Regions from separate parts of the Homo sapiens genome. Here region 2 is linked to region 1. The links are chromatin loops, found by intact Hi-C in ENCODE. Cell type or tissue: CD4-positive, alpha-beta T cell. All regions are shown on one strand. Links, peaks and the distances in the headings refer to the core of each region. The heading gives the core; the rest is flanking DNA. Region 1 overlaps TLDC2 (TBC/LysM-associated domain containing 2). Region 2 overlaps NDRG3 (NDRG family member 3).

What was found. Hi-C counts contacts between places; a loop is a spot of excess contacts. Peaks named below come from ENCODE experiments on the same cell type or tissue, not always from the same donor. Only the 100,000 strongest peaks of a DNase experiment are listed, where the experiment ranks them.
Region 2: a loop joins it to region 1, with 3 times the contacts of the local background. A loop is called at or near these places in 5 of 110 quality-filtered maps.

The regions. Positions count from the first base shown.
Region 1 is chr20:36,884,252-36,889,624 of GRCh38, reverse strand. TLDC2 (TBC/LysM-associated domain containing 2) reads right to left here. Exons shown (of 7, transcript NM_080628.3): 5 at 2,097-2,170; 6 at 222-374. The coding sequence ends at 239. Among named protein-coding and RNA genes, the nearest start is that of TLDC2, 11 kb to the right of the region's middle. RefSeq lists an enhancer at 1,715-2,437. In CD4-positive, alpha-beta T cell, for the core only: CTCF peaks have their summits at 2,062 and 2,261 (motif pointing right); a DNase peak (open chromatin) is centred at 2,254; H3K27ac peaks cover 456 bases.
Region 2 is chr20:36,714,511-36,719,883 of GRCh38, reverse strand. The region is part of intron 2 of NDRG3 (NDRG family member 3); the gene reads left to right. Among named protein-coding and RNA genes, the nearest start is that of NDRG3, 29 kb to the left of the region's middle. In CD4-positive, alpha-beta T cell, for the core only: CTCF peaks have their summits at 1,816 and 2,063; a DNase peak (open chromatin) is centred at 2,033.

The DNA of each region.
Region 1 (5,373 bases), core at 270-5,269:
TCTGTGCTGCTTGAGTAAGGTGTAAGCGTCTTTTAATCCTTCAAAGTCACCTCTGCAAAAGAGCAGTGCCTGCCCCCACCTGTATCTTGGGTCCCCAGGCCACAAGGAGGCTGGCCAGCAGCCTCGGCCAACTCTAGGGCCCTTCACCATCTGTGTTTCAAACAGCACAGGCTGCTGTGTGTCAGGAAGGCCTGGGTGGCATCATGAGCAGGGCTGAGTACCTGTTGCCGCAGGGCTGTCAGCTGAGAAGCCAAGCCTCCAGCTCCTGGATGCAGAACTGCTCCTGCCGGGCCAGCACCTCGTTGTTGAAGGTCGGGCAAGGGGAGCTTCCCCCGCGGAACAAGTCTCCATCCAACCACAGCCCAAACCGGCCACTAGAGAGAAGAGGACAGTCTTGGTGCGGCTCACTCCTGTGTGCTGAAACCCCCAGGCTCTGCCACCAGCATCAGCTCTTGGCCATGCCAGGACGGCAGCCCAGTTTCACCTGTCTTATCGCCCCTTAAAGCAATTTATACTGAATTATTGGGGACTCAGCACATTGTTCCCCATGGGGTTAAGAGCTTTATTTATTTATTTGTTTATTTATTTATTTATTTATTTATTGAAACGGAGTCTTGCTTTGTCACCCAGGCTGGAGTGCAGTGGCACGACCCTGGCTCACCACAACCTCCACCTCCCGGGTTCAAGCAATTTTCCTACCTCAGCCTCCCTAGTAGCTGGTATTACAGGCCGCCCACCACTATGCCTGGCTAATTTTTGTATGTTTAGTAGAGATGGGGTTTTGCTATGTTGGCCAGGCTGGTCTTGAACTCCTGACCTCAAGCGATCTGCCTGCCTTGGCCTCCCAAAGTGCTGGGATTACAGGTGTGAGCCACTGCGCCTGGTCAAGATGGCAATTTTTTTTTTTTTTTTTTTTTTTTGATAGGAGTCTTGCTCTGTCGCCCAGCCTGGAGTGCAATGGCGCGATCTTGGCTCACTGCAAGCTCCACCTCCCGGGTTCACACCATTCTCCTGCCTCAGCCTCCCGAGTAGCTGGGACTACGGGTGCCCACCACCACGCCTGGCTGATTTTTTGTATTTTTAGTAGAGATGGGGTTTCACCATGTTAGCCAGGACGGTCTCGATCTCCTGACCTCGTGATCCGCCCACCTCGGCCTCCCAAAGTGCTGGGATTACAGGCACAAGCCACCACGCTCGGTCCAAGATAGCAATTCTTAATACAAAAATTAGCCGGACGTGGTGGTGGGCAACTGTTGTCCCAGCTACTCGAGACGCTGAGGCAGGAGAATCACTTGAACCCAGGAGTCGGAGGGTGTGGTGAGCTGAGATCACACCACTGCACTCCAGCCTGGGCGACAGAGCGAGACTCTGTCTCAAAAAAAACAAAATGGCAATTCTTTAACCAAAGCTAGTACATCTCAGGGTGCAAACTCTGAGAGCCCAAATGCTTCAGAGCGTCCATTCTAATCCCCTTATTTGACAGAAAACCTCGGCTGAAACCAGGAAGTGAATTCCTGCAGATCAGCAATGGCTGATGTGTTCTGTGCCAAGCTGCCCCTCAGTGGAGGCTTTTCAGGCAGTTGGGAGAGCAAAGAATTTGCCTGGTACTAATCAAGCAATGCTCTCATCCCCGCCCTCAGGATAAGACGCATGCCCCCTGAATGTGAAGGTCACACCAGGATGAGATCAACTTTTTTTTCCTACCTCTCTCTACCCCGTCCTCACCGAGGGAGGTTCCTGCAATGAGTTATGTCCCCTGCAATTCCTGGGCTGGTGGAAAAACGAGGCACACTCATCTCTTGACGCTAGTCTCATCCAACCATGTGGAATTCTTTTCCCAAAGTTGCATACATTCAGACTAAACTGTCACCAGCTGTAACACTTCAGTGGGGGCACTCATGCATCCTTTCTCCTTAATACTGGCTTAGCGTGAGGTTGAGGGGGTTGGCTGGGAGGCTGAGCAATGAGGGGAACGGCCTGAGAGTTCCCCACTAGCCTCGCCATTGCATCAAGGGCAGCCTAGCCCAGCAGTTCGGCAGAGGGAAAGGGACCAGAACACAGACCGCCCCAAGACTCGGGAAGACTGAGACACTCACCTGCCACTGCCCATCATCAGTGAATCCAAGTCTCCCTTCACAAAGAAAGAGTTGCTTCCAGTCCACTTAAAGACCTGGGTGATACATAGGGAAAGGCTCAGGTTACTAAGCGAGCGAGTCCCGCCCTTGCAGTTTGACCCCGAACCACTGGATGGCAGTGTTGTGGCGGGAACAGCATCCAGGCCCCAACCGAGCCGCAGGTGGGACTCCGGGCTCAGGGATCTTGGGGTTTATCTTCTCAGTCTCCTTGGAGTCACCACCGCATGCCCTCTAGTTTGAATTCCTACAGCCTAGAAGCCTCTTTGTTCTAGAATAGGACAACGACCCCTGAGGCTTCCTGCTTCCAAAGCTGGAGGGAGGAGGGGAGCAGTCCAGGCCAGGAGTGGGAACTGATACTGCCCTTCTAACTAACTCTCACCCGGACAACACCAGCCCGCCTGCTCTTCAGTGCTGCCTCACATCCAGCTCATCAACAAGCCTCGCAGCTCTAGACACAGCGGGCCTGCCGCCATTTCTATCCCGTCCTCTGCCTGGATCACAGCCTCCCAGCTGGTCCCTCTGCATCCACTGTCTGTACCTACAGCCATACCCACACTGCAATCTGCGTGATCTGTTCTACGTCCAAATCAGATGTTATCTCTCCTCTGCCTAAGTCCTCCAATGGCTTCCCATTGCAATGGGGATAAAATTCAACTCCTTAACAATGGCCAGAAGTGCAGCCTGGGACTGGCGCAGTGGCTCATGCCTGTAATCCCAGCAATTTTTTAACTAGCTAGGTGTGATGGTGTGCACTTGTAATCCCAGCTACTCAGTAGGCTGAGGCGGGAGGATCACTTGAGGCCAGGAGTTTCCTCGAGGTCAGGAGTTCTAGACCAACCAAGGCAACATAGTAAGACCCTCCCCTATCTCTAAAAAAAATTTTTTTTCTCTCTCTTTTGAGACAGAGTCTCGCTCTTTTGCCAGGCTGGAGTGCAGTGGCGCAATCTTGGCTCACTGCAACCTCCGCCTCCTGAGTTCAAACGATTCCCCTGCCTCAGCCTCCTGAGTGGCTGGGACTACAGGCACGCACCACCACGCCCGGCTAACTTTTTGTATTTTAGTAGAAACAGGTTTCACCATGTTGCCCAGGCTGGTCTCAATCTATTGACCTCGTGATCCGCCTGCCTTGGCCTCCCAAAGAGCTGGGATTACAGGCTCGAGCCACTGCGCCCGGCCCTAAAACAAATTTTTAAACCTAGCTGGTCACAGTGGTGTGCACCTATAGTCCCAGCTACTGGGGAGGCTAAGGTGGAAGGATCACTTGAGCCCAGGAGTGGAGGCTGCAGTGAGCTATGATCGCACCACTGCACTCTAGCGTGGATAACAGCGCAAGACCCCAACTCTAAAAAACAACAAAAAAACTGTCAAAACTTAAAAAGTGCAGCCAGCTCTAACCCCTGATTTTCTCTCTGGCCCCTTCTCCCCCTTATTGACTACACATTAGCCACACCAGTCTTTCCATCCCTGGAACACCCAAAGCCCATTCCTGACCTAGAATCCCTCTGCCCAGAATGCTCTTCCCCTAGATCCTCAGAGGGCCCACCTCTCATCCTTCAGCCCAAATATCATCTCAGAAATTTCCTGGACCACCCTATCTGAAGTAGCCCTTCCTCCCAGACCCTGTTTCATTCCTCTTTATTTATTTATATTAAGGACGTTAAGTTCCGTGTGGCCTGTCTTCTTCCTGGCTGTATTCCTGGAACATATATATTTATTGAATGCAAAAATTATTCAAGAGTCAAAATAGTTTTAAAGGGCTGCAAAACGATAGGATGTTATTGCCTTAATCAGTGGCCCAAAATGCTGTGAGCAACCAAAGGGTTTTTAGCCGGAAAACAGACTAATAAAAGATACGTCCTATGCTCAGGAGAGATGAGATCATATTAACAAGTGACCACAAGGGGACAGAATCATTCAAGTCCTCCTCTACTTTCTCGAAGGACATGACCTTTGACCTGAAGGAGTAAGATACACGTTGCTGTGGAAGGAATTGAGACCAAGTTCATGGTGCCGTTTGGAATAGCAATCAACGAACTACCGAATTCATGAGGAATACAAGTGCCAGAAGGCCAGAGATAGCCAAGAATTAACCAATTTTTTAGAAGATGAGATTCCATAACAATAGACTGGAAAGACAGGCTCCCCTGAAAAAGTTACTCATTTCATTCAACAATTTTTTTTTAAAGCACTTATGCACCAGGCACTATTTTCAGGCACTGGGTAGACTGCTGAATACAATAGACAAAAACCTCTGCCTCAACGGACTGACTTTCTAGTGGGAGAAGGCAGATAACAAAGTAAAAGAAGTTCTCTGGCCGGGCACGGTGGCTCACGCCTGTAATCCCAACACTCTGGGAGGCCAAGGCAGGTGGATCACCTGAGGTCAGGAGTTCAAGACCAGCCTCGCCAACGTGGTGAAACCCTGTCTCTACTAAAAATACAAAAATTAGCTGGGCGTGGTGGCATGCCTGTAATCCCAGCTACTCGGGAGGCTGAGGCAGGAGAATCGCTTGAACCTGGGAGGCAGAGGTTGCAGTGAGCTGAGATTGCCCCACTGCACTCCAGCCTGGGCAACAAGAGCAAAACTCCGTCTCAAAAAAAAAAAAAAAAAAAAGAATTTCTGTGTTAAATGATGGCAAACGCTAGGGGGAGAAGGACACTAAGGGCTTCCTAGGGCTGGGTGTTGTCATTTTATTTATTTATTTATTTATTTATTTATTTATTTTTAGAGACAGGGTCTTGCTCTGTCGTCCAGGTTGGAATGCAGTGGCATGAGCAATGACAGCTCACTGCAGCCTCAAATTCCTGGGCTCAAGCGATCCTCCTGCCCCAGCCTCAGGGGTAGCTGGGACTACAGGTGTGTGCCACCACACCCAGCTATTTTTTTGCTTTTTGTAGAGATGAGACGTCACTATGTTGTGAGGGCTGATCCTGAACTCCTGGCCTCAAGTGATCCTCCTGCCTTGGGAGTCCCACGAGTGCTGGGATTACAGACGTGAGCCACCACACTTGGCTGGGTGTTGCCATTTTAAATCAGGTAGTCAGGGAAGGCTTCACTGAGATGGTGACATCAGAACATAGAAGGAGGTGGGAATTGAACCATGCAGAGATCCAGTGGAGGGACATTCTAGGCAGAATAGCACGTGCAAAGGCCCTGAGGCAGGAGCAGGCTTGCATGTTTAAGGACCAGCTCAGAGGCCAGTGTGGTTGGAGCAGAGCGAGAGAAAGGAAAAGTAGC
Region 2 (5,373 bases), core at 112-5,111, 170 kb after region 1:
TGGCCTCCTAAAGTGCTGGGATTACAGGCATGAGCCACCATGCCCAGCTGCTTGAAATTCCTTCTTTTCCACTCTATTCTTTTGGTGTATTGTCATTGTCCCCTCTTGAAATACTCTTGTAGCTTTGTGTGAGTGAGGCCATGCCATCCTTTCCTGAGGGAGTGTTGACGGAGTGTGAGGATAAAGATGGATGGGCGGAGGGGCGGGGAGGGGGGGTGTGCGGGTGACACCAGGGGATGATCTGTTGCTTATTACTTTTTATCTGCCCAAGGCAAGGCCCTTCACCTGCAGCCTCTGGAGCTGCTGACTTATTTTGTGCTTACTAATTTGCTTTTGAATCCTGCCACCCCTATTTTCATCCCTGTGACCTCTCCATTCCCACTCCCACCCCTTCTTTTATCTTTCACCAGACTTCTCTCTCCCTTGGCAAGCTGCAGGCTTTTTTTTTTTTTTTTTTTGAAACGGAGTCTTGCTCTGTCACCAGGCTCGAGTGCAGTGGCGTGATCTTGGCTCACTGCAACCTCTGCCTCCCGGGTTCAAGCGATTCTCCTGCTTCAGCCTCCCAAGTAGCTGGGACTACAGGTGTGCAACACCATGCCCAGCTAATTTTTGTATTTTGACTAGAGATGGGGTTTCACCATGTTGGCCAGGATGGTCTCGATCTCTTGACCTCTTGATCCACCCGCCTCGGCCTCCAAAAGTGCTGGGATTACAGGCGTGAACTTCCACGCCCGGCCACTGCACGCTTTTTTAACCTCCATTTGGTTTCTCCTGCTGCATCCCCTCATATTTCCAGAAAACTCTCTCCTTTAAGTACCATTTGTGTATGTGTGTATGTGAAGGGCTGTGCCAAAAATGTTGTGCCTAGGAGAGGAGGAAGGAAATAAAATCTGAGCCAGGCACACACCTATAACCTGGCTCACACCTATAATCCAAGCACTTTGGGAGGCTGATGCTGGAGGATCACCTGAAGCCAGAAGTTCAAGACCAGCCTGGGCAACAAAGGGAGATCCTGTCTACCAAAAAATTAAAAAAATGATCCAGGTGTGGTGGCAGATGCCTGTAGTCCCAGCTACTTGGGAGGCTGAGCTGCGAGGATCACTTGAGCCTGGGAGGTTGAGGCTGCAGTGAGCTGTGATTGTGCCACTGCACTCCAGCCTGGGCAACAGAGTGAGACCCTGTCTCAGAAAATAAATAAATAGAGAAAGAGGCTCTCTTTCTCTCTCCCTTCCCCTGCCATATGGGGACACAGCAAGAAGGCAGCTGTCCACAAACCAGGAAGAGATTAATCATGAGAAACTGAACCCTTCTAGAACCTTAATCTTGAACTTTGCAGCCTTCAGAACTGTGAGAAAATAAATTTCTGTTGTTTTAAGCCATCAAGTCTATGTTATTTTGTTATGACAGCCCGAGTAGACTAAGACACAAAGCAGTGTCTCACTTCCTAACATCTATCTGCTCCTCTTTGATAGGCCTATGCTGTTCCTACCCACTTCCCACATTCCACCTTACTCCTTTCTCTCCCTGAGACGTAAGTGCTCCTGTGCCATCACTATTCATGAGAACTCTCTTGGCTCTCGCCAAGCAGGTAGATAGGCAAGAGGCCCTCTTTAGATCATGGCACCTCCAAACAAAGACTTCCACCCCGTTAGCCTCCCTCTCCCCCTCCCCAGTATGTGAATGCTTCTGTCTTTGCGCAGCAAGTGGATGGTTTTGTGTATATAGTAAAAGGTATAATGATAATAATGCCTCTCATCCATTACTTCATTTGAACCTCCCAATAGCTTGATGAGGAAGGAGCACAGATAAATGTATTCCCACATTGCCAGTGAGTAAACGAAGGCTAGGAAAGGTGAAGTAGCTTACTCCTATTGAGTATCAAAGAATGCCTGCTGTATGGCAGGATTTCTCACTGTCGATGTTTTGGGTTGGATAATTGTTTGTTGTGGAACACTGCTCTGTGCATTGTAGAATGTTTAGCAGCATCTTTGGCCTCTACCCACTAGATGCTAATAGCACTCCCCAGTGGTGACAACCAAAAATGTCTCCAGACATTGCCAGATGTCCCTGGGAGGCAAAATTTCCTTGGTTAAGAACCACTGGTATAGAGGAAAAGCCTTCAGATTTGCATAGAAGTAGATGGCTTGAGGGTTTTGTTGTTGTTGTTTTTGCCTGTCCTGCTATGATTTATTATCTCTTATGTGCCAAGTGCTTTACATACATTCTCTCTCTCAGAATATCCCTTTGAGATAGATAGTATTATTCCTACTTCACAGATTAAAAATCCGAATGAAAGGCTGGTTTGCCCAGTAAAGAAGTGGCAAAGCCAGACAGAAACCAAAGTCTTTCCTACTCTTAAAACCTGAGCTGTTTCCACTGTGTTAATCCTATAGATGTTTTGGCATCACCTTTGTGGCTTACCCTGTCTCTTTAAGGAGAAGCCTAAAAATGTGTAGTATTTCACCTTATCCTTCTGTCCATTATTCTCATAAATATACTGAAGACATTGCTGCATCCTCCAGGCTTCAGGAAGCTAAAGGAAGACTAGAACCAACCTTTTACCGTGAAATTTGTCCTGAGATGACTTGTAAGGAGGCATTCTCAATATAGCTTTGAGCAAGGCTTATGTTGTCTCTTGTCATTTGTTGGTACTTTTCCCATTTTATTTTAGTATGCCTGTAATTTTGTCTACGGCTCAGAATTGTCAAGAAGTGGATAATTTTGTCATACTTGTTTTGGCTCTAGTGATGAAAAGAAGCAACCACCAGTACTTTGTTTTGCGGGACAGAAATTGCATGGGCATATGAAATGATTTTTAAAATAGCATTTAACTATTTTCAGAGCACTTTCACCAATAATATCTTATTTTAATCTTCCAGTCTCTTGTAAATAGTTGAAGATATTTTAACTCTATTTTACAGATGACACTGAGAGGTTATCTGATTTGTTCAGAGCTAGTGTCTGTTAAGTTGGTGAAGCCAGGCTAGAACCTACATCTTTTGACTTTGACCTGGACCTGGGGGTCTAGGGTTCTTCCCACCATCTACTGCCTCTTGTACCTGGTTGTTCCAGGCTCCTCACCCAAAAGACCTTGTAATAAACAGGAGAGTAGACTGTTTTGCCTCATTTTCCCTGCCTTCCTCTACCTACTAGGTTCAGATACTACTGAACCCTGTGAAAGCCAAAGGTGAGGCTTGAGAAAACAAGTAGAAGGCCACACTTGGCTTCTGAAGAATTGAGGAAATAGCAGAAAGGGGAATAAATGTTTAGTAGAGAGAACAGAAAAAAGTTATATACTTTGTTTTGGTTGTTACAGTAGAAAGTGAGGTAAATCTTTTTTTTTTTTTTTTTGAGATGGAGTCTCGCTCTGTTGCCCAGGCTGGAGTGCAGTGGCATGATCTCGGCTCACTGCAACCTCTGCCTCCCAGGTTCAAGTGATTCTTCTGCCTCAGCCTCCCAAGTAGCTGGGATTATAGGTACCTGCCACCATGTTCAGCTAGTTTTTGTATTTTTAGTAGAGATGGGGTTTTGCCATGTTGGCCAGGCTGGTCTTGAACTCCTGACTTCAAGTGATCCGTCCGCCTCGGCCTCCCAAAGTGCTGGGATTACAGGCATGAGCCACCGCACCCACCTGAAAGTGAGGTAAATCTTACTGCAGTTTAAGTTTTCCTTTTCTACTAATCACAACATGTAAGCAGAGGAGGGAGGAGGGTGTTAGAACTAGAGGAGGGAGAACCCTGGGAACAACATTTTGTAACCTCCAGGACAACAGAGACAGCCAAAGCGTTTATGCCAAGGGCTTGCTCTGTTGCCCAGGCTGGAGTCCAGTGGCACAATCATGGCTTATTGCAGCCTCCTGGGCTCAAGTGATTCTCCTGCCTCAGCCTCCTGAGTAGCTCTTGCCACCATGCCTGGCTACGTTTTGTATTTTTTTAGAGACGGAGCTTTGCCATGTTGAAACTCTGGGGCTCAAGCCATCCACCCATCTCGGCCTCCCAAAGTGCTGGGATTACAGGCGTGAGCCACTGTGCCTGGCCCCAGGATCTTTTTTTTATTTGAGACAGGGTCTCTGTCATCCAGGTTAGAGTACAGTGGCATGGCCATGGCTTGCTGCAGTCTCTACCACCTGGGTTCAAGCAATTCCCACCTACTTGGGAGGCTACCTTAGCCTCCCAAGTAGTTGGGACCACAGGTGTGCCCACCATGCCTGGCCAATTTTTAAGTTATTTGTAGAGAAGAGGTCTCACTTTGTTGCCCACGCTGATCTCAAACTCCTGAGCTCAAGCAATCCTCCTGCCTCGGCCTCCCAAAGTGCTGGTATTATAGGCATGAGCTACCGCACCCAGCTCCAAGGTTGTTTAAAAAAAAAAAAAACCTAGGGGGAGAGAGAGAAAAGAAGAAACAGCTGTAATTAAAAATAGATTTATTGACATTTTCATCAAAGAATATTCATGAAGTGCTACATCTAGTGTGGACTAGAGTGGGTGTCCCTTAATGTACTAAGACATGATGGTTACATCTGTTGTCAGAAGTGCTCTAGACGGGACTGCAGCAAGAAATGGGTTCCGAAGCAGGTAGTGATGCCACCGTTACAGACCAGATGACCCTCAACCAGTTACAGGAGGCAAGAGATCCACATCTTAGCCACACCTTAGCAGAGTGCCCATGGGATTTTTAGAGTGGAAATTGTACTTTTTCAGCAATCTGCAGAGGATTATCTGATTGTAGATAGTTTTATCCAAGTATCCAACCTCTTTATAAATTTCTTTATGAAGTCTGTTTCTTAGTATATTTTGAAGGTAATGATTGCTATAGATACTTAAATATAATATATATATATATATATATATATATATATATATATATATATATATATACACACACACACACACACACACACAGATATAGGATTTTCATTCTTATCCCTGGATTATCAGTTTGAACAGATTTCTACTTGAAAACAATTTGCTGGGCCTGGCGCGGTGGCTCATGCCTGTAATCCCAGCACTTTGGGAAGCCAAGGCAGGCGGATCACCTGAGGTCGGGAGTTCGAGACCAGCCTTACCAACATGGAGAAACTCCGTCTCTACTAAAAATAAAAAATTAGCCGGGCGTGGTGGCACGTGCCTGTAGTCCCAGCTACTTGGGAGGCTGAGGCAGGAGAATGGCGTGAACCTGGGAGGTGGAGCTTACAATAAGCCGAGATTGCACCACTGCACTCCAGCCTGGGCGACAGAGCAAGACTCCGTCTCAAAAAAACAAACAAACAAAAAAAAACAAAATTAGCCAGGCATGATGGCACATGCCACAGCTACTCTGGAGGCTGAGGCAGGAGAATGGCTTGAACCCAGGAGGCGGAGGTTGCTCTGAGTC